Linked DNA regions of Homo sapiens: region 1 is linked to region 2. Evidence: chromatin loops called from intact Hi-C (ENCODE). Cell type or tissue: endothelial cell of umbilical vein. All regions are shown on one strand. Each heading gives the region's core, and the rest is flanking DNA. Links, peaks and the distances in the headings are about the cores only.

What was found. Hi-C counts contacts between places; a loop is a spot of excess contacts. Peaks named below come from ENCODE experiments on the same cell type or tissue, not always from the same donor. Only the 100,000 strongest peaks of a DNase experiment are listed, where the experiment ranks them.
Region 1: it touches region 2 in a loop (2.3-fold over the local background); 1 of 110 quality-filtered maps calls a loop at or near these places.

The regions. Positions count from the first base shown.
Region 1 is chr1:222,989,201-223,000,590 of GRCh38, forward strand. DISP1 (dispatched RND transporter family member 1) reads left to right here. Exons shown (of 9, transcript NM_001377229.1): 5 at 1,425-1,548; 6 at 2,320-2,447; 7 at 2,813-2,910; 8 at 5,685-5,782. Among named protein-coding and RNA genes, the nearest start is that of TLR5, 150 kb to the right of the region's middle. In endothelial cell of umbilical vein, for the core only: no CTCF peak of the experiment used is centred there; DNase peaks (open chromatin) are centred at 5,521, 6,111 and 7,581; H3K27ac peaks cover 1,983 bases.
Region 2 is chr1:223,118,451-223,129,840 of GRCh38, forward strand. The region is part of intron 5 of TLR5 (toll like receptor 5); the gene reads right to left. Among named protein-coding and RNA genes, the nearest start is that of TLR5, 19 kb to the right of the region's middle. RefSeq lists enhancers at 10,829-10,958, 11,099-11,288. In endothelial cell of umbilical vein, for the core only: a CTCF peak has its summit at 5,455 (motif pointing left); a DNase peak (open chromatin) is centred at 5,421.

The DNA of each region.
Region 1 (11,390 bases), core at 1,776-9,775, 130 kb before region 2:
TTTTGAAGAAATAACTCAAAAATATATGAGTAAGAATCCTATTTCAAATGAGCCAGAAATAGCCATTGCAGCAGCCAAATGAGCTAACATTACTGAGAATTTGAGAGTAGTGGTCCACAAGTTAAATATTTTGTCTTGCTTTTCTTCTAATAAAGATTCAAGAAGCCAGAAGTTTGCAGGATGCATTTTGAATTTTAGAAAACGTTCAGTTTAGTCAGCTTCTGTTGGGTACTCAGCTCATATCAAGACTTGGAAGTGCCAAAATAATAACGTGTGATCCAGGACCTCATGGAAGGGATACAGAAACAGATCTTTCAATTTGAGGTAACAAATGAGGGTGTGGGAAGCGCATCTGGAAGAAAGGGCCCAGTGTTAGGATTTGGTAATAGAGACAGTTCTGCACATGTGGGAAGAGACTAAAACCAGATTGTAGTAGCTGGAGAGTACAAGCATCAGATGTTTGTTCATTTAGTCAATAGATAGTTATTGATCAACTTCCACTGACAAGAATTTCTGCTCTCATGGAACTCACATATCTAGTGGATATGCTCACTGTAGTTTTAGCTAGAAGGAAAGTTACAGGTTTATGGGAAGTGTTTAGTTTAGTTTTTTTTTTTTTTGAGACAGAATCTAGCTCTGTCGCCCAGGCTGGAGTGCAGTGGCATGATCTCAGCTCACTGCAACCTCCACCTCCCGGGTCCAAGTGATTCTCCTGCCTCAGCCTCCCAAGTAGCTAGGACTACAGGCGTGTGCCACCATGCCCAACTAATTTTTTGTATTTTTAGTAAAGACAGGGTTTCACCGTGTTAGTCAGGATGGTCTCGAACTCCTGACCTTGTGATCCACCCGCCTCAGCCTCCCAAAGTGCTGAGATTACAGGTGTGAGCCACCATGCTCAGCCCTTAGTTTGGTTATTTTTAAGATCTGAACTGTATGAACCTGTTTATAGACTCTCACTGTTTAAGAACTCTGAGAGTAAAGGTGTGGAGAAAGGGAATAACTAGAGAAACAAAAGTTCTGAAAGACACTGATTGGAGTATGGATCCTCTGTTAAAATTTATTTTCTTTCCACTGATGAAGTGTGTATTTTATATCTCTTTACAGGCATAGATGTAGATATAAAATGTTACTTGTCATATATGAACATTATTCTGACTCTCAATAGCCTGTGGCATAAAGTGCTACTTGATCACAAAAATGAGGGGACAATGATCTTGTAACTTTCTACTACAATTACATACAAATATTTATAATCCCATTAGATATTGTATTGATAAACACCTGTATGTAGTCTACAATATGAGGATTTAATAAATTGCTGTCTTAGGTACCAAAAATATTTCTGCGAAGGGCCTTCTTTGTGCCTTCTTTGTGTTTCTGTAGTTATGCAGCTCTGATAGCCGACACTTCTTTGTGTTTTGTAGTTATGCAGCCCTGATAGCCGACTGGCCGGTGGTGGTCTTGGGCATGTGCACCATGTTCATCGTAGTCTGTGCCTTGGTTGGAGTATTAGTGCCAGAGCTCCCTGACTTCTCTGATCCATTGCTGGTAACTAACTTTTATGTTTTCTTTAGCCTAAAATCATCTCCAAATATTGTGTATTTTAATACATGTTGCATTATGTTATTTAGTAACCCATTTCTTTAAAAACCTTCTCAAGCAACAATTCTCTTTCTGAAAAGTAAAGACATGACTTTATCTGTATTATCAGGTTCTTAAAAGGTCAAGGAACTTGTTTACCCTCAAAAATCTGGAAGGTTTGCTTCTTGGTCCCCATGTTTAAGCTAAAAAGCAATAAATTGGAGAATCTGCCTTCTACAAAATTATTCTCATAAAGTCTTTAACACTGTCTCTGTTTTCTCCCAAAGAAGTTAAAGGAATTTCAGTATTACTAACAGATCACAGAGTCTGTTTTTAAGTAAATGTTTCTCTGGAGTGGAATAATGAGGAAAATATGATCAAGGATAATGAAACACTCTTTGTAAAAATACAGTGCGTAACATGATTTAATTTGATCATAATTTTTATAAGATAAAAGTAAGTATTTACTAAATGCTTAGGCATGAGTTGGAAAGATAAACTTTCTTTAGACATGTAACATACCAAAGAATCAAACTGTTTTGTCACAGCAAATAGGTGATGATTATCATGTCAAGGCATCTTGTTTTAATGCAGTCACCTCTGGAGTAGCTGTGAGGAACAGCTATATTTTCTGTTGAAAGCTATATATCACTTTGACATTGCTTTCCCAAGCTTTTATTGTAACTGTACTTAGCCTGAAATGAAATATACTAATGAGCACCTGTAATTTTGCCTTAGGGTTTTGAACCAAGAGGAACAGCAATAGGCCAGAGATTGGTCACATGGAATAATATGGTGAAAAATACAGGATACAAAGCAACATTAGCAAATTATCCCTTTAAATATGCAGATGAACAAGCCAAAAGGTAATCAATTATTTATTTTTATATAACTTTTAGACAAAACATTGCTGAATGAATTCCTCTTCAAATACTGCCTAAACAAAAAATTTAAATGTAAAATGTGTGGCTCAAAATCTTTGCCACTGAATTTGCTTAACTTGTCATTGTGTTTGAAGATTTTGTTGTAGTAGGATGAAAAGGTGAGATTTTCTTTTTTTTTTTCTTTTTTAGAAGTGAGAAAATTAATGTTGGTTGCTTCTTCTAATCCTTTCAACTTAATATCAAGGACTAAGCAGGTCATGGCTTTGAGGAAGTAATGTTTCCAGTATGCTTATCAGCTTTGAAATAACGAGAACTTTATTGAAGATCAAATTGTCGTTCCATTTCAGCCATCGGGATGATAGATGGTCAGATGATCATTATGAAAGAGAGAAAAGAGAAGTTGACTGGAACTTCCACAAGGACAGCTTTTTCTGCGACGTTCCAAGTGAGTGACATTGTAGATGAACAAACCACTCAGCAGTTTGCTCGCATTTAAAATTGAACATGATCACAGTCTAGACTGATAGCCGTGTGTGGCTAGTCACACAGCTTCACTGTTGCTGTTGAACCTAAAGAAATTTTGGCTAATTAACTTTTTCTTTTACTTCTCTAGTTTAGTCAACTACTAGTCTGAGTTTATTATATTATTAAAATTAATGAAAAAGTAATGATTGAGTTTTCTTATTTTAAGGAAGATATAAATCTAATGAAATTCTTGACCTTGCCCAACATTTCAAGTCTTTTTAAAAATTCCTTGTACTATTTATTTCTAGATCAAGTACAGGTACATATTTTTGCATTGAACCTTGAAATAATCTGTTGAATTATTAAAAAATTATTTAAAGTTCCAATTCATTCTAAAGTGAATCAGAAAATGGCTTAAAGTTCTGATTCATTCAAAAAGCAATACTATATTAAGAGCCTTCTGTGTGTTACCTCATCACTAGGCAGTAGAGGTAGAGAGGTGAAAAAAATAAAGTCTAGAGGTTCAAAGTTTGAATGCCTCAGGGGCCTGGCATATAATCCAAGTGAATAAAGCTAGCTAGGTGTGACAGGAGAAGTGATGGTGATTGTGGAACACTAAGGAACATCTGCCCTGTCGAAAGAAATCGGCTGCTACTTAGCCGCGACAAAAGATGGGGTTCTAGAAATGAGGGCCCAAATGTTGCAAGAACTTGCCAGAGGTCAAAAACCCAGAATTTTTTTTTTTTTTGAGACAGAGTTTCGCTCTTGTTGCCCAGGCTGGAGTACAATGGCGCAATCTTGTCTTACCACAACCTCCATCTCCCAGGTTCAAGCGATTCTCCTGCTTCAGCCTTCCCGAGTAGCTGGGATTACAGGCATGCACCACCATGCCTGGCTAATTTTGTATTTTTAGTAGAGACGGGGTTTCTCCATCCGTGTTGGTTAGGCTGCTCTCGAACTCCCGAACTTAGGTGACCATACCGCCTTGACTTCCCAAAGTGCTGGGATTACAGGCATGAGCCACCGCACCTGGCCAAGAATCCAGATTTGAATGTGGAGCCATTAATTCTCTAAATGTTGGCAACAAATTCACTACCCAAAATTTGCTGTAACATGGAGTCAGCCTGATTACTCTGCAGCTGCCAGAGAAGAAGGAAGGCACAGCCTAGAGGACATGAATATAAGTATGTAAGCCATTGATTAGCCATAGTGATTAGGATTGAGGAATTGTGGATAGTATAATTTTTAATTAAGTGAATATTAACATTAAAGCTCTTTTGATTTCAGCTTTTGCTGTTGGTGTTGAAAATCCCTCTTAAATGTATTTTTTCCTGTCTTATTAGAACACTAGATGACCTGATTGGATCTTTGATGTTTCTGGAGTTTACCAAGTCTCAGGGTCTTTATTTTGATCACTTACTCTGTATAGTAATAGATAGTAGGAGATGAGGCAGAACCTTATACTGATCCCAGGAAGCAATACATGTTTCCTTTTCTGTCTCTTCTCTTAAAAAACATTAGGAAATTGAACTCTGGTTACTTGCATGTTCTGGCTGGTTTATTTCTCTCAATCAAAGTATTAGTATATATTATTGCTTAACCAACATCTGTTAGTTATGATCTTAACCAGGAAAAACATTACATTTCAATAGTCAACAGTAAATGCTGTCTCATAAGTAGATTCTGCCTTGACTAAAGCCATTACCAGCTCTATGTAAATGAAATGCTTCAGTTTCTACCAGGCTGATTTTGCTCTCCAAAATCAGTCAACATGAGATAATAGCCAAAACTTCATGATCATAAATAAAAACTTTTATAATAAAGCTTTATTCATAAATTTACCAGCTTATTTGTTAGCACAATTAGACATTTTAACTATCATAAAATTAATCTTCTTTGTTTTATGTGGTTCATATTCTTTAATACGTGGTTCATATTGTTTCTGTTCTGAGGATACAGAAACAATATTGTTGGGCATCTATTATTATCTCATTTAATTCTCACAGCTATTTGAGATAGATATTGCTGTCTGCATTTTACAAATGAAGAACCAAGGCTCAGAGAAGTTGTTAGTTGCCTAAGGTCACGTAGCTAGTAAATGACAGGACCTGGTTATATCCTAATCTGACTTTAAAGACCATGCATGCTCTTTCTGGTATATCATACAACCTCCCTTATTCAGAAACATATTTTTTTGTTAATCTGATTTTCAAAATATTTTTTCTAGCCTCTAGTGTACCAGAGAGACCATGTACTCGACCAGAATGTGGCCAGCATTCTGTACTTAGTTGGCTGTTTTTAGCGATTTTAAATAGATCACCCACCATCTCTCCTCTCTAGTTAGCTGCCAGGGAGAACATCCCTATAATCCATTCTTGGTATTCCCTAGTGCATCTTTTTGTATTAGGGTGATGTGTTGTGAAATTAAGAGGGATATATTCAATTCGTTTCCTGTTGTAAATTCCTGTGGATTTTTCTTCCTATAGTCTGACCAAAAATAGATTTGCTATATAATTCATACAATTTTAAGATGTAGTGAGTAGACAAAGGCTTTGCGCTAAGACAATATTATGGCATTGCTTTTTTTTTTCTTTTAACATTTTCTCCTGGAATTTATCAAAGGAAAGAATTTCCTGCTGCTAATGAATCATCCATGTGGTTTCCCAGTTTGAATTATTTCCAAATCCTGAGTCTTATGAAATAAATGAATAATTTATAAACCTTTTTCTTTCCTTTTTTTTTTCATATCACCAGGTGACCGATATTCCAGAGTGGTATTTACTTCATCTGGAGGGGAGACATTATGGAATTTACCTGCAATTAAATCAATGTGCAATGTAGATAATTCCAGGGTATGTAAGATAAAAACTAAAATCTCCTTAGCACAAATAAGGTTGTATTATTGAAACTCCTTTTACTGCTGACCCTGGTTTCTGATCAGATGAAAGTACTTCAGAGGCTTACCTACTGAGGAGTAAACTCCAGCAGGCCAGCTTTGCATTCTTTCAGATCCCAGGATCAAAGTGTCCGTGTTTCCTTCAACTTTAAAACATACCATCTTCCTTTTTCTTTCCCATTCATGATCTCTGGCTGTTGATGGTGTTTTCTGTTATTTCACATAGTATTTCTTTTCAGTATAATATTTAAGACTGTTTTTCTTCTTTTGTTGTATTTTTATTTCCTAACCTAGTTTCATTGTTCCCTATTTCCTGCCCTGAGGCAGTTGTCAGCATCTTAATTGTGCAATGAAATGCCTGCCTCTCTGGCAATCACTGGGTCATTTGGGCCAGTGACCTCAAAGGGAAATTTAGGGAGCAGGCTGGGAAAGGGGACATCAAAGAGCATAAATACAGTATCTATGTAAATGACCACAGTAATCCAATCCAAACTGCCCTGAATGCTAAACACCTTGCTGCTTCGGGAGACACCGGGATGCAAGAAGACAGGCGCTTTGTCTCTCAGTCTTCTCTACAGCCAAAAACATGTCCGCATCAGAAAATGTAGTGAGCTTCTGGGTTTGGAAGAGCTGTCAATTTCATATGTTCAGAGATAGTTTCTCTAAATAGAAACTGCTATCTGATGTCACTAATGAACTTGTCCAAGCATAGCAACCAGCATAAAAGGAACTCTTTGTGTTCTCAGCATAACTCTAAAATGTAAAATGACTGGTTAAAAAATCGAATCATGTGCCGTGCTGAGAGCTAGCCTGACCACCTCATGCAATCACCTGTTCGGTCAACAGGGAAATTTCTTAATGAAATAGGCAGTAGAAAGGAAAGAAGAGATCACCCAAACCAGCAGTCTCATTGTACTAACATGAGTACCTTCTAAGAACTAAGTATCTTAACCAGGTAACCTAGTTAGTTGGTCCCAGACCTCCCAGATTTACCCCATCCTTCATTCTAAGAGGCTGTTTGTACATTTTGAAAATGACTTTCCAATCGACTGAGGTATCAGGATTTTCTGTCAGTGCTATCTTCCTTTCACATAGACCAAAGCCACAAACGATCTATAAATAGACCAAAGTTTCTTAATTGGTGATCAATTTTTATTTGTGATGTTTTCTTCTCTTCTACAGCTATCAGTTCCTTATTTGAAGGCTATGAACCTATTTCTCTTTGTCATGCATTAGGATACTTCTTATACAGAAAATTAACTCTAAAGTTGTAAATGTGTAGCGAAATTTACTATGTGCAAGACTTTATGCTGGGTACTTGTACATCACTCACAGTGGATCTGTGACCTTGGAATTTACAATGCATTTTACACGGATGATAAATTAAGCTAAGAGAAGCTAAGCCAGTCTGGTTACTTTATAATCTCACCTTGGATGAGTACAGTTCATTAATTTCTATTCCTTCTTGTCCTCATTCTTCTACCTTTGGTTGATCTTCAGACCTTCCCTTTCCTGAAGACTCTGAAGTGATTGAATTCACTCAGTTAATTAATAGCTGATATTTAGTGAGTATTTACCATGTGCCAGGAAGTGTTCTAAATACTTTAATACATTATTTCATTTAATCCCAATGACAGTGTTGTGAATTAAATACTAAATAGCCCATTTTTCAGTTGAGGAAAGTTCACATCTTTGGTCAGGGGCACTTCCAGGATTGGAACCCAGCCAAGTTGAACTCCAGCGTCTGCCTTTACCCACCCTGCTTTATGCTTCTAGTGAGGAAGATACCTCCCCCGTTTTGTTTCCTGTATATGCCATTTCCCACACAAATGAAGCTTAAAAAGTCACTGTGGTCTGGAATAAGTATCCTTTTTTTTCTTAAAGAGCTAGCAATTTATTCCATGAGTACATGTTAGACTCTGAGACTCAAAAGCCAGTAAGCAATAGTACGCCATGGTGGCTTTCATAAATAAAAGTAGTATAGTCTCTCATCTCTCCTCTCTCTCTGTCTCTCTCTCTCTCTCTATATATATATATATATTTGTAAACTACCTCAACATGATTTATATAGATAGATAGATGATAAAAATCATCATGTTGAGGTAGTTTACAGAAAAGCATATGCAAAGGATGAGATAAATAAGTTGAATGAAATACATGAAGGGAAAACAATGGGAGGAAAATAATAAAGCTAAGGATGAGATTTATACTAATGCACACCCCACAATCTTGTACATTTGCTGATGGGAGCTGCAAACTTATCTGTAACCTCCCAGCAGCCAGAGCAAAAAGGATTCACAATCAGTAACAAAAGTCATATAAATAGGGTAACAAGTTTGTTTTTTAGAAGCCCAGCTTTTCCTCCTGCTAAGACGGGAGGAGACAGTTCCCCCATAGTCTTCATAAAAGAAGTGTGACACTGTGTACAAAATTTTTAACAGCGTGCTTAGAAGAGATACAATATTAAAGTTCAGCTGATTTGCAAAACATAGGTAGGCTGGTAGCAAGAAAACATTACAGTAAAAGCATTTCTATAAGAGATCAAAGCAATGGAATCTATGTGGCTTTCTAATGGTTTAGCTTGTTGCATTTGCATAATTTAGATTATCTAAAGGAATAGATGTACTCTGCTTGTCTATCTTTCTACCGAGTTGATAAGGATAGGACAGCTGTGAGTTTAAGTTTGTAATCCCTGGCAAGAACAGTACAACTACATGTTTTTAGTACATATTTTCTAAGTCAACAACTAAAAGCATTATCTATATGCTTTGGCAGTTAATTAGGAAGAGAGCAGTATTGCGGTGCTCTTGTGAGAATTTGAGAAACAGACTCAAGACATGTGTCAAAATGAATGGTTGGTATGGCCAATTATAGATCCATACCAACAAATGAATAAATAGGTGATCAAAGCCCCAAAAGTCTACCTCAAAGAGTATGGTTATCATTTTAGCTTGTTAAATACTATTTTTACCAATTATAAACACCTTTGTATTCTAGTCTCAAACTCTATGAACCTGGAATAATAAACCTTTCTCATGGAGATAATATATTCATCTGATATCTTAAGTAATAACTATTGGTTAACAGTTCGACTTTCAGAATATTACTGTACCTTTTTTTAGTCTCCCAGTTGAAGACACTGTTAGGGGTTTTCTTTGTTACAGTGGTTCGAGCAGAGTTGTCCTAAGACTACTTGGCAGTTGTTCCTCTCCCCAGCCCCCAAATCCTGGTTGTTATATGGAAGCACTTGATTATTAACAACTATGAAGTTAAATGGGGCGCAACCAAGCAATAGCAAGCAGAAGACCTTAATTGTTGGTGGGTTGACTCCAGAAAACGTCTGGTAATTAGTATAAGATCTCAGTGAGACCAGATGTTTCAATTGTCACCTGCCTGTGTTTACAGCACATTTAGTTCAAACTCTAGGTTTTGTTTAAATTACATGCCATTTGTACTCATAATTCAGACATTGGTTTCCAAAGTGAAGTACTTCTGTTTCTGATCCTGTTGTCTACCTCTTAACAGAAATGCTTGTTTCCTTACACACTTTCAAAAGGAGCTTCAGTTGATTCCCCTACTCTTCTTCATTGCCTCTTTCTGCCCTTTGACATCCTAAGGGACACACTGGTGTCGTTAGTAACCAGAAGTGAGTCTCTCTAATCTTGACTCTGCTGGAAACCATGTACTTGTTCCATAGTCTTTGTACAATGTAGAAGTTGGAGCTCTGAGGACTCAGCTTGTAAAGGGATTTGAAATTTGGTGTCAGAGACTGTTTACTAGGGTGACTTTTGTAGACAGCTAGAAAACCCCTGAAGCTTAGAAGATCCCAGAAACATGTTTTCCTATTCTTGTTTTAAAGAGGGCTACAGAGCCCTTGCTTTTTCTTTTCTCCCGAGGCTCCCCTTAAACGTTTAATACATAGGGAGGTTGGTTACGCGTGGAGGAGGGTCCGGCAGTCAATTGAACCTGGTATTAAGGGCTTAATTTTCCTCCCTTTTGTTCTTTTCTCAGCTTCTTAAAATATCTGCAACTTAGCCAATAGTTTTAAAAGTTAAGGTATCATTTAAAACTCTCTGCTGGTTTCTTCTTTTTCTCTCTTCTCTTACTTTACCCTCTATTTTAAGTCAACTCCACCCCTGGCACTATCTAACTAGGGAAGTGTGCCAAGAGATGTTATAACCACATAAGCACAATGATTCCCCTAAACATCCATTTTGTGAATAACTAGAATTAGAAGGGCTATATTCCTCATGAGAGGTATAAGAAGTTGCTTCCACTAACTCCATTTTTATTTTTATAAACTTCAAAGATTTTGAAATTATTCCTATGAATCCCTCTTCCAAAAATATGGCAAAAACATATCTGTGTTCTGTGTGAAGACATACCTGTTTTCCAGTCTCTTTAAGCCCCATAATATAATACATGCTTCTGTGTTTCTGTATCTCAGTCACACATGACTAAGTTAGTGCCATTGTCACATCATACTTACAGACTTTGGTACTTTCTCTGTAGGTCACCATAAGCCCTTACAGATAATACCATACTTCTCGCTTTGAATTACAGTTACTTATGTTTGTGTCTGATTTCCCTGCCACACTGTGAACAATTTGGAGGAAGGACAACTGTGCCTTATTCATCTTATGTAGATGCTCAGTAAATTTGCTTTTGAATGGATGAATAGATCCAGAACATATGACCTTACTCCCTAAAAGTACAGACAATTCCTTGAACTCCATTCCTTTAAATTCAGCGTGTTGGCATCCAACTCAGGGTAGAGAAAACCAGTCACGATGTCTTTTCTCTGTCCTTATTTCTTACCCTGTATGAGTTCTCGAAAACTGGTTTTCCAAAGGTTGACCATCAATCAGTACCATCTTTGAATTGGAGGACTGGCTCCCCAGTGACTTACTAGCACTCGTTTTTAATAGCAGCCATCAAAATAGCATTTAATCTGTGTTTATAATGTCTAACCGCTTAATCTTTGGTCAACTATACACATCTAAAAATGTGCTATTATTTGAAAAGGTTATTCAAGGACAGAATTCTATGCTTTCTCTCCCAGTTTTAGTTGGCAACTCCATGTCCTTTATCTTTGGCATTTGGTTATTTCAGCAACTACAGGTATTTTCCTTCTAGCTGATAATGGATTTTCATAATGGATACAGTTCATTTTCTTCCATTTGAAAACTGTCAGACATTGGGGTTGCATTACCTTTCATTCAGTTCATCAAGCTGACCCTAGTGGTTTGTATGTTACGTCTTTGTAAGGTAAAACTGGTAACCTGCCATGAAAACCAGTGAGATGCCATTCCAGGGTTTCCTGTTGTTGGGTGGTTCAGTTTTCCCTAAGTTAGCGTATGTGAATGTTTTTATCTGGAAACAGTCAAGTATGAATTATCCTAGTTTATGGAATGTTTACGATTGCTCCTCAAAAATGAGCTTTAAAATGAAGGCTTTGTTAAAGTAAATATTATTTTAGTACATTTGAACAAAAACCTTTTGGGTTCATTTTTCTTTACCCTCAATCTGTAGAAAAACAAACAACTTTTTATTATGGAAATTCT
Region 2 (11,390 bases), core at 1,396-9,395:
GAAGGAGAATTGCTTGAACCCAGGAGTCAGAGGTTGCAGTGAGCTGAGCTTGTGCCATTGTACTCCAGCCTGGGTGACAGAGCAAGACTCCATCTCAAAAAAAGAAAAAAAGAGTTATCAATAGGGAAGAATGTCTGGGTTGTGATAAGAGGTTGTGGAGTCCAAAGTTTGATCATGCAGATGAAGCCTCCAGGTAGCAGGCTACAGAGAATATAATATAAATGCCTCTCATCAGACTTAAGGTCTGTGTTGATGTTAATGCTGACGGGTATAATGAGGCATTTTCAGCCTCCACTTCCCATCATGGCCTAAACCAGACTTTTAGGTTAAATTTTAGAGTGCCCTGACCTAGAAGGAAGTCCATTCAGATGGGCCGGGCACGGTGGCTCACGCCTGTAACCCCAGCACTTTGGGAGGCTGAGGCAGGCGGATCACCTGAGGTCAGGGGTTTGAGACGAGCCTGGCCAACATGGTGAAACCCCATCTCTACTAAAAATACAAAAATTAGCCAGGCATGGTGGCACGTGTCTGAAATCCTAGCTACTCAGGAGGCTCAGGCAGGGGAATTGCTTGAACCCAGGAGGCAGAGGTTGCAGTGAGCTGAGCTTGTGCCATTGCACTCCAGCCTGGGTGACAGAGAGAGACTCCATCTCAAAAGAAAAGAAAAGAAATGAAAAAGAAGAGAAAGAAAGTCCATTCAGATGGTTGTGGGGCCTTAGAATTTAATTTTTGGTTGACACGTGCATGACAGTCCCGTACCATGCAGAATCAGCCAGCATCCACACAGCTGTAGGATGTCCTGCCCAAAGTCCCCAAGGGTCAAAAACTTGCTCAAAATTCCCTCAGAACCTAACTTTGTGTTACATGCTAACAAAATAGTTTTTGCACGGTTTTAATATATACTGAATTTTTCAGGAATGCAACTACTGTGTCAATCTAGGAAAGACTACCTTGTTTAGTTTGGACCTTAATAAAGTGTTATAAACCAAAAATAAAATTCTAAGCTCCCCAACTGACTGATGCACCCCTCTCTTGGCCAAGCACATTCCAAAAAAAAACCTGAAAAACTAGTTCAGGCCATGATGGGAAAGGTGAGGGGGTCAGACACGCCTCATTATACCCTCCTCCCTTTGGAATTCAGGCACAACTGACCAGTGTTAACATTAAAACAGAGATCTTCAGACTGATAGAACAGACTCTTTGTAGCAATAAGATACCAACACAACAGGCCTGGCACAGTGGCTCATGCCTGTAATCCCAGCACTTTGGGAGGCCAAGGTGGGCAGATCATCTGAGGTCAGGAGTTCAAGACCAGGTTGGCTGATATGGTGGAACCCCGTCTCTACTAAAAATACAAAAAATTAGCCGGGCGGGGTGGTGGCATCTGTACTTGGGAGGTTGAAGCATGAGAATCACTTGAACCCAGGAGGCAGAGGTTGCAGTAAGCCGAGATCATGCCACTGCACTCCAGCCTTGGCAACAGAGTGAGACTGTCTCAAAAATAAAATAAAATAAAATAAAATAAAATAAATAAAATAAAATAAAATAAAATAAAATAAAATAAAATAAAAAGATATCAACACAACAGATAGCAGGACCTGAAAGAAATTTAAATATTTTACCCCAAAATAGAACATTTCTTTGACATATTTTGAGAGGGCGCTGCACAGTTGTCTCTTGTGGGAAAATCTATATTCTGTAGAGAATCCCCTTCCCTTTCCAGGTCTTTTCCTGATCCAGGAGGGATTTAATTAAGAGTCTGGCACATTTTTAGTTCTCATGAAAGAGACATTTACCATCTATTCTTTCTAAAGCCTGCTACCTGGAGGCTTCATCTGCATAAGAACCTTTCTTCACAACCCCTTGATTCCAGGCCTTTAGATAAAAACTTGATTCTTTCAGCAAATTGCCAGTCAGAAAGTCTTTCAATCCACCTATGACCTGGAAGCCCCAGGCTTTGAGTTGTCCTACCTTTCGGACAAACCAATGCATACCCCACATAGACTGACTGATGTCTCGTGTCTCCCTACAATATACAAAACCAAGCTGTAGCCTGAACACCTTAGGCACATGTTCTCAGGACCTCCTGGGGCTGTGTCACAGGTCATGGTCCTCACATTTGGCTTGGAATAAACTCTCGAAATATTTTGCAGAGTTTGACTTTTTTTTATTGACAGTGTTATTCACCATTTCAGAAAATCACTTCATGATGGCCAGTGCCTCTGTGGAGAATCAAACAATGTCACAAACAGTGCCCATCTGCATCATATGGTGGTAGCATTTATGTGTGAGCAAATTTACTTAGTCCTCATTTCAAAATGTCAAGTGTAATAAAAAAGTTTGAGAAGAGGCAGGGTGTGGAGGTTCACTCCAGTAATCCCAGCACTTGGGGAGGCCAAGGCAGGTAGATCACTTGATCCCAGAAGTTTAAGACCAGCCTGGGCAATATGGCAAAAACCCATATCTACCAAAAAATGCAAAAATTGGCTGGGCATGGTGGTGCATACCTGTAGTCCCAGCTACTCGGGAGGCTGAGGTGAGAGGATAGCTTAAGCCTGGGAGTTTGAGGCTGCAGTGAGCTGTGTTTGTGCCACTGCACTCCAGCCTGGGCGACAGAGCAAGACCCTGCCTTGGAAAAAAAATGTTTAAGAAGGGTCAGTTGAATATTATTTTACTTCTCCTAAATCCAAGCATCTTCTTTATAAGTAGGTGTGAGTGTTTAACTCATTTCATCTTCTAGTTGCACATAAGCATTCACACATTGAGACATGTACCAACTCATTATAAATTACTTCCCCTTTTATTTCTTTTTTATATCCAAGTTAGGACAGTATATTGATTTCTATAAAATTATGTATGTAGGTGGATTATGTTACAGCTATGAATGTCATTTCAAAATAATAAAGAGGTCATTTCAAATATTTGTTATAAAACAGAGGCCTGGGTCTGACAGTGCTGCAGTGCCGAGAGGTAAAGCTTCCAGGTCTTTTTCCACATTCCTTACAGGCACTCTGATGACTAAAGCCAGGAATTCTGCGAATCCTATGTATTCTTTCCATCTACATAGTTTGTGATTGTTTTGTTTTGAGACAGGGTCTCACTCTGCTGTCCAGGCTGGAGTGCAGTGGTGCGATTACAGCTCACTGCAGCCTTAATTTCCTGGGCTCAAGTGATCCTCCTACCTCAGCCTCCTGAATAGCTGGGACCACAGGTGCATACCACCATGCTAGCTAATTTTTGTACTTTTTTTGTAGAGACAGGGTTTTGCCATATTGCCCAGAATGGTCTCGAACTCCTGGGCTCAAGCAATCAGCCCACCTCGGCCTCCCAAACTGCTGGGATTACAGGCATGTGCCTGGCCAGTGTTTGTTTCTTTTGTAGGTGATGAGATTGAGTAATGCAAACAAAGTAGCCACTTTCTGTCTCAGTGAATTTCTTGTGGCTTCAAATGGGCCTCAGAGGTAATGACCTTGTATTTATAGATGACACACACAGGCAGGAGGCTGCATTTTGGAAAATGGGATAAAAGTTCAAAGTGATCTCAATAGATAAAATGAAGAATTATTGAAAGAAAATAGAAACCAATCAGGGCAGATGAGGGTGTTACAGTTCAGAAGAAACTCCTAAAGGCAAGCACCATCCCTCCTACCTCCAAGGTTTGGGACAGGCTTTCTCAGGTGCCATGGGAGGTGCTCTGCTCTGTCCCTGCCATCCTCAATTACACATTTAGCATTGACACCCCACAGTGTTCAATAATATCAAATATGCATCATGATGATAAACCAACCTAAAAAGGGCAGAATAGAATCTATGAAGAGAGGGACAGATGTCACAATGGATGAGATGAGAGGCAGTTATTGCAATGGGCCCTAAATCCAGCTCCAGGGTTCCTGGCGTGCAATTGGAAGGCTGTGATTCTAGAAGCTGATATAATCCTGGGAGGCAGAGATAAGGGTGTGTGGTAGGAAGCATGAGCCCTTACTCAGTGGTACCTGGGGTGAAGAGTCTGAAGATGTACTTCAGATGAGACAAGAATAGTGGGGGAGAACAGGCCTTGACACCCAAGGAGGAAAATAAATGGTAATGGAAAGACCATATTTGTATTGGGTTCCACATAACCTTTTCCACATCTTATAGTATGAAGTAGATTCTGAAGTGCCCTAACAAGGCATGTAAGCATGTTGGCTTCATTGCTCACACCTAGGATGTTATGGTGGGCTCTCATGCTCAGTCACACTGCCCATAAGTAGACAACATGTTTTTAAACCTTTTGAAGTCTTGGACCCATTTGAGACTCTGATGATAGCTTTGATCCTTTTTCCTATAAAAATGCACATTTGCATCACAAACCAAATTTTGAACCCAGTTTCAGAGGATTTGCTGACTTCCTGAGGCCTGTCCATCTCCATGTCACATTGAGGACCCTTAGTTTCTGTTAAACAATCACACTTTAGGCTCTAGAACAGGAGATAGAAAACATTTTCTCTAAAGGGCCAGAGGGTAAATATTTTAGGTTTTGCAGTCCAAACACAGACCGTAGTTTGCTGATCTCTATTCTAGAAGAAAAGAGAATAGAAAATTTGATTTCAGAAATGAGGATTTTAAGTGACTCTAAGATATAAATATGTTCCAATATTGAACTACCAGTATTTGCAGGAAAGAACAAACTTGGACCCCAAGTTGCTGACAGTTTTGCAGCTGCTATTTTATCCAAACACGAGAAGGAAATTCTCATCTCATGAAACCAGAGAAATCCCTGCAGACATGGGAGTGAGAATGCCAGCTCTGAAGAACAGTTACATTTTTTAGTTTAAATTCTTTGTTTTTATGGATGACTCAATGCCGGTTCCCAAACATGCCACCAAACTGGGTGACCTTGAATTTGTGGTAAAGATAAGTGAAAGACAGCCCCAAACGAAATATGTTCCAGGATACTGAATTTTCAAGTACCTAATAGGGAAGCTAAAATGAAAGTAAGTAAGTAAGGTGGATAAGGCCAGCTGAACAAATGGATGTGAAAGAACATTGTCTGGGCTTATGTCGTATTACAAAGATACCACGCAGACAGATTTCTTTATGAAGTACAGAAAGGCATGAAATAACGAGATTTTTGTCTCTGAAGTAGATCTCTGTGGGTTAAATGGCAGGACAGGTGAGCAGAGGAACCAGGTGAGCAGGTGAGCAGAGGTGTGTGCAGCGAGGCAGTTCCTGCAGATAGCCTGGGAAGAAGTACCATCCAAAAAGAAGCCAGAGCTAAAGTGGGCGGAAGTAAATCTTGAATGAGCACTGGGATTGGGGAAATCCAATCTAAAGAGGAGAACCAGGCTGTGAAGTTGTTCCAGACCCAATCAAACCTCAGTGAGACGAGAGTTCAAGAACGGCGTCCACGCTGTTGAGGTTGCCGCTGCAAAGGCGCCCGACCCCAGCGGAGGAGTGCGCCATCTAGTGGTTATAGAGGGAGGAAAGAGAGGGACAGGAACTAAAATTCTCAAGGGGGCAGTGAGCTGCTCACTCATTGTTAAAAGGATGCTAAAAAGCAATGTGTATAATTACATCTACAGTTAGTTCTTCTATCAGGTGACATACATTCCTTTTTACAAGTCATTACACTATGCAAAATCACACAATAAAAACCACAAGGCTCATGGGAAAAATAGAGCTAGGGTGTTTCACACTTGAAAACTTAACAGTGGCCTATAAAGAAAGGATTGGGCCAGGCGCTGTGGCTCACGCCTGTAATCCCAGCACTTTGGGAGGCTGAGGCAGGTGGATCACCTGAGGTCAGGAGTTCGAGACCAGTCTGGACAACACGGTGAAACCTATCTCTATTAAAAATTCAAAAATTAGCTGTGTGTGGTGGTGGGTGCCTGTAATTCCAGCTACTTGGGAGGCTGAAGCAGGAGAAACCCTTGAGCCCAGGAGGCAAAGGTTGTAGTGAGCCAAAATCATGCCACTGCACTCCAGCCTGGGCGACAAGAGCAAGACTCCGTCTAAAACAAAAAAAAAAAAGAAAAAGAAAAAAAAAGGATTGGAGCCCCCTTAAGGTAGCACAGTTTTAGCCAAGTTAAATTCTTAAAAATACATAATACAGCACTTGACTTTGAAAATGACCTGCAGTTTGCTTGTGGAAGTGGACATCCGAAAGATTGCAGCTTGTGAGTTATTTTATTTTTATTTTTTGAGATGAAGTCTCAATCTGTCACCCAGGCTGGAATGCAATCCAGCTCACTGCAGCCTCCACTTCCCAGGCTCATGTGATTCTCCTGCCTCAGCCTCCTGAGTAGCTGGGATTACAGGTGTGCACCACCATGCCTGGCTAATTTTTGTATTTTTAGTAGAGATAGCCTTTCACCATGTTGCACAGGCTGGTCTCGATCTTCTGACCTCAGGTGATCCACCTGCCTCAGCCTTCAGAATTGCTAGGATTACAGGCCTGAGCCACCGCACTCCGCCAGTGAGTTATTGTGAATGGGGGAAGAAGGGTTGTTTGATATCAGAGGGGAAGTTACAGCAACAGATGTGGGTGCATGTGGCTCAAATCACACATGGAGAATGAGGTAGCTGACTAATATTGGAGGTGTATTTTGTGTATTCTTTTGTGTTTTGGCACAGCTGGGTGCAGTTTTCTGCCTTTACATGCAAGAAATTGCACATAAGCAAATGTGAAATTCACATTCTTGAATATGTTAATATTATTCTCCAGCATATCAATAGTCTTCCCTAACACATTAATATTGTTCCCTAATACATCAATCACGTTAGAAACAAATTTACATTCCAAAACAAGCATTATAGCAGCACTGACTACACTCTAATTCAAGGATTACAGTTCAAATTAAGAGTAGAAAAGATGCAGGTTCTATATAAGATTCTACCCCCTGCACCTGCAAGGCTGAGTATGGAGAACCCGTGGGACTGTCTTGAAAATCAGCCCTGGGAATGAGTGCAGACTCAGAACCTAACGAGCTCAGGGACTTGGGCAGAGTGTGTCACCTTTCACACTCTCAGTGTTCTCATGTTTCATTGAAAGACTTAACAAGATTAGTAGCTCTCAGCCTTGGCTACACACTAGAATCACCTGGGAAGTCTTCAGACCCAGGAAGCCCAGACTGACCACAGATGCATTAAATGAGCCTCTTTGGGATTGGCGGTGGTTGGTGGTGATGGTGGTGGCGGTGGGGGTTGTGGTGTTGGTGGGGGGGTGGTGGTGTGCTCTCTCAGGAATCTGTATCCTTAGCCATTGTGTGAATTTTATACACACTCAAATTTGAGAATCACTGATGGAAACCAATGGTTCTCAAACTTGGCTACACACCGGAATCACCAGGAGACTTTAAAAAATTACAAATTTAGTTGGTGTGGAGTGTGGCTTGGGCATCCAGGGTTGTTCAGAGTCTTCAGGTGACTCCACCAGCAGAGAGTCTGATCACCTGGTCTTCTGGCTGCAACCCTGACTGCAGCTTAGAACCATGTGGGCTGCTTAAAAACAGTACTGACTCAAAAAATGAAACACAGAACTAACTGTCGCATGACCCAGCAATTCCACTTCTGGGTGTACACCCAAAAGAACTGGAAGCAGAAGCTCAACAGATATTTGCACACCAATATTCATAGCAGTATCACTCACAATAGTCAAAGGGTGGAAACAACCCAAATATCCACCAATGAATGAATAAATGAACAAAATTTGTTGTCTATATAATGGGATATTTTTCGGCCTTAAAAAGGAATGGAATTCTGACACACGGTACAAGACGGATGAACTTTGAAGACATTATGCTGAGTAAAATAAGCCAGTCACAAAAGAACAAATATTGCATGAATCCACTTACAAGATATCTAGAATAGATAAATTCAGAGATAGGAAGCAGAGCAGAAGTTACCAGGGGCTGGGAGGGGAGGATGGGGAGTTAGCGTTTAATGGGCAGAGTTTCAGTCTGGGATGATGAAAACATTCTGGAGACAAACAGTAGTGAATGTACTTAATGTCACTGAACTGTCTGCCTAAAAATTATTAAAATGGACATTTTTTATAAAATGAAAATTATATGTCTATTTTACCACAATTAAAAAAATTAAATTAAACCCCCAAAACCCACTACAAATACCCAAACTGGACTTCTCAATATTCCAGTTCCACAGGCCTCTGAGGCCTGGAAAGTGCATTTTATAGCCATATCCCAGTTACTCTGAAGCTAGTGGTCTCAGGCCATGCTCTGAGAAGTGTTGGTCTAATGGATCCCCTCCAACTCAGAAACCAAGTGATTCTCTTAGAGGAAGAAGGGCTGGTAAGAAAATCTGAGGGCTGTTGAGTATTGGGTTTTTATTATTAAGGCTGATTTAACTTGTATCTAGGGCTTTGAGGGGGAAAAACAGAAACAGAACAATCAATGCAGGCTTCAATACTCCTGCCAAGCACTGTTAATTAAGTTAATGAGGCCAGAGGGAGAAGGGTCAGTATCCCTTTCATTTGAGCTGAATTCATTTAGCTTTAATCCCAGCCATTAGCTGGGTTGGTTCCCTTTCTTGACTTCATTGCCTGGACAGCAGAGCTGCTCACTTATGCTTGGGGAGTTATGGGCCATGGTGTCTCTGCAGCAAACACACAGCTTGCATTTCAGGGGTGCCTCTGTTCCTGGGGCACCACAGCATGCGGATGCCTCCAGCTGAGCCAGGGCTGCTCCTGTGTCAAGTTAATGCTTGATCCCTAATAGATAATTCCAGTCACAGGCTCGCTGGCAGGCCTGGGGTTCTGAGCAGGGCTTGGGCTGGCTGTGGTCAGGTGGAAGCTATAGAGGGAATGCTTCTCCTGGCAGGTGCTGGGCCCAAACCTGGAGGGCCATTGGAACAGCAAGCATGGAGGACTCACTGAGAAAAACACTAATGCATTTCCAAATGGGTGTCTGAGAGAGTTTCTCCAAATTCACACAGGTATAAAATTCCTGGACCAATTCCAAAAGTAGGTACAGCATGTGGGTTTAGCCTTGGATAAAGGCTCGAGGGCAGTGAACAAAGTGAACTCTTCCAGGACAAATACATTCTCTAGCTGCATAATACAGCATCCCACCGGAACCATGCCCAACAAATGGGCATTGTCAAGTCCAAAACATTGCTAGGGCCACAGTCCCTCCAGCCCAGCATTCTGCCTCTGACAACAGTTCCAATAAAACAGACGGGGAATTGCACTGCCATTAACCTCAGCACTTGCTCCCCAGGTGCAATTCTAACTCCCTTCATAAACCACCATGACTTGAAAGCTCTGCTGGAGTGATCGCTTTTTCATTCATCACTACCTCTTCTTGCACTGTATCTGGAATTTTTGTTTGTCCTAGAGTTACTCGTCCTAGGCCTGGGCTCCCACTATATGCCCGTCTCTCCTCAACAGGAGTCCCTGCTGGAGCTCTGCAGACTCCAGAGCAGTGGTGCCCACAGTGCAGTCCGGGAACAAGCAGCAGCAGCAGCACCTGGGCTTAGCGAGCAATGCAAATTACTGGGCCTTACCCCAGCCCCGCTGAATCAGAAGCTCTGGGGCTGGGACCTGGCAGTGTTTTTAATGCATCTGGGTCATTCTGATGCATACCCATGTCTGAGAACCATGAGGCTAGAGTCTGGAGGGAGGACAGAAATAGACGCAAATCCCTATAATACCATATGGGGGGTTACCCTCGCCCGTATGCTCCTCCCCACACAGCTGGGAGCTCCCTCCCTTCCCTCATCCTCCCAGTCTTTTGTAGGTACTATTACTGGGTACCATTACTGTAGGTACCATTTTACGGATGAGGAAACTGAAGCCCGGAGATGTTAAGTAACTTAAGGCCACGCAGCTGTCTACTGCATGTTAGCCTCTAAGCCTAGCATCTCTGGGCATGGCTGCATGTGTTGTTCAGGACCGGACCACGGTCCTGCTCCAGCCCATCTCTCAGTCATCATCTGCTGATCTGTGGTCACTTCCCCTCAATCACAAAGGGCCTTGGCCCTGGGTCCCAGTGGCAGGTTAGCCTCTCAGCCTCTCCTCCCCTTCTACCTTCGTCGTCATCTGGAGGTCCACCTTACCCCCAGAGTCGTTTATTCCTGACAATGGAACAATGTGGGAGTGAGGCAGTAGAATAGGGTCTGGAGGCAGGGAACCTAAGTCTGTTTCACACCGACTTCCCAGAACTAAATTGAAAGGAAAATCCTAACTTTCCATGCATAAGTAACAAAAGGACCAGACGCTACTCCCTTTGTCCTTTTCTGTGTGGCAGATGGGAAATTGGCTGTCCGCAACCAATCAGACTGACTGCAGGTGAGTCTTCATTTGCAACTTTGTAAGTTCACTCCAGCCTCTGAATGACTGCTGTCCACAACCCATCAGACTGATGGCCTGTCGAGTCTTCATTTGCATAGGAATATAACTGTAGCTTCTTCCTAGCCTCCGATTGGTTGCTTTTTGCTTTGCTGGGTATTTTGTCCAATTCTTTGTTCAAAACGCCAAGAACCTGGACAACTTGCAGTCAAGACCCTCTGCCAGTGACAGGAGGGCCTTCTCTCCGACCTTCCTCACAACCGCCCTCTCCAGCTGTTGCGCGCGCTCACTTCTCTGCACCATTCCCTGAAGGCCTTGAAAGTGCCCTTGAACTGTCCTTGCCTTTCATGGTGTCAGCCTCTTCATGCCTCCCCACCATTCCAGGCACTCCGGGCTTTCTCTTCAAACCCTCTTTCGACACCTCCAAGTGCTGAGCCTCCTTGCTTTTCTAGCCCATCTGCCAGCCTCCTGCACGTCTACACCTGACGGCTGGGCTCCTGTCGCAGAAACCATGCGCCAGGCACATTGGGGCCCACATAAATGTGCAGTGTCCGATACGCCATGTGGTCAGCACGACTTCTCCACGTCTCCTCTTTCTCTTCTTCCTGCAGAGTGAGCCCACCGGTTCACCACGTTGCTCTTGCCCCTAGCCCACCAGGCCCTGGCCCTCAGCAGCGGACCTGCCGCGGTTTCTGGACTAGGAAGGCCCTGCTCCCGACCGACCCGGAGCGCGCTGCTGCCCTCTACCGGTCATCCGTGCGGCCGGACACCGTGTCAGGCCCGCGAGGAGGGCTCTGCCGCAGTCCCGGGGAACAGCACCCAGCAGCGCCACTGGGAGAGGAAACTGGGGTCAGGGAGGTGTGACTGGGCCCCAGGCAGTCACACTCAGGCCAACAAGGTCAGGGAGGGAGGGCAGCTCACTCGTGCAAACGTGAGTGCAAAATGCACTCCACGGCCAGGAACAGGCAGTCCGTTCATGCGGGCAAAATGGAAAGCGAGCTCCTACCCAGGTTTCTCCTCAGAGCCATCACACGCCTGAGCAGCAACAGTCATTAGCATCAGGGATTAACACAGCGGGCTAAACGTCTGACAACTAACTACTGTT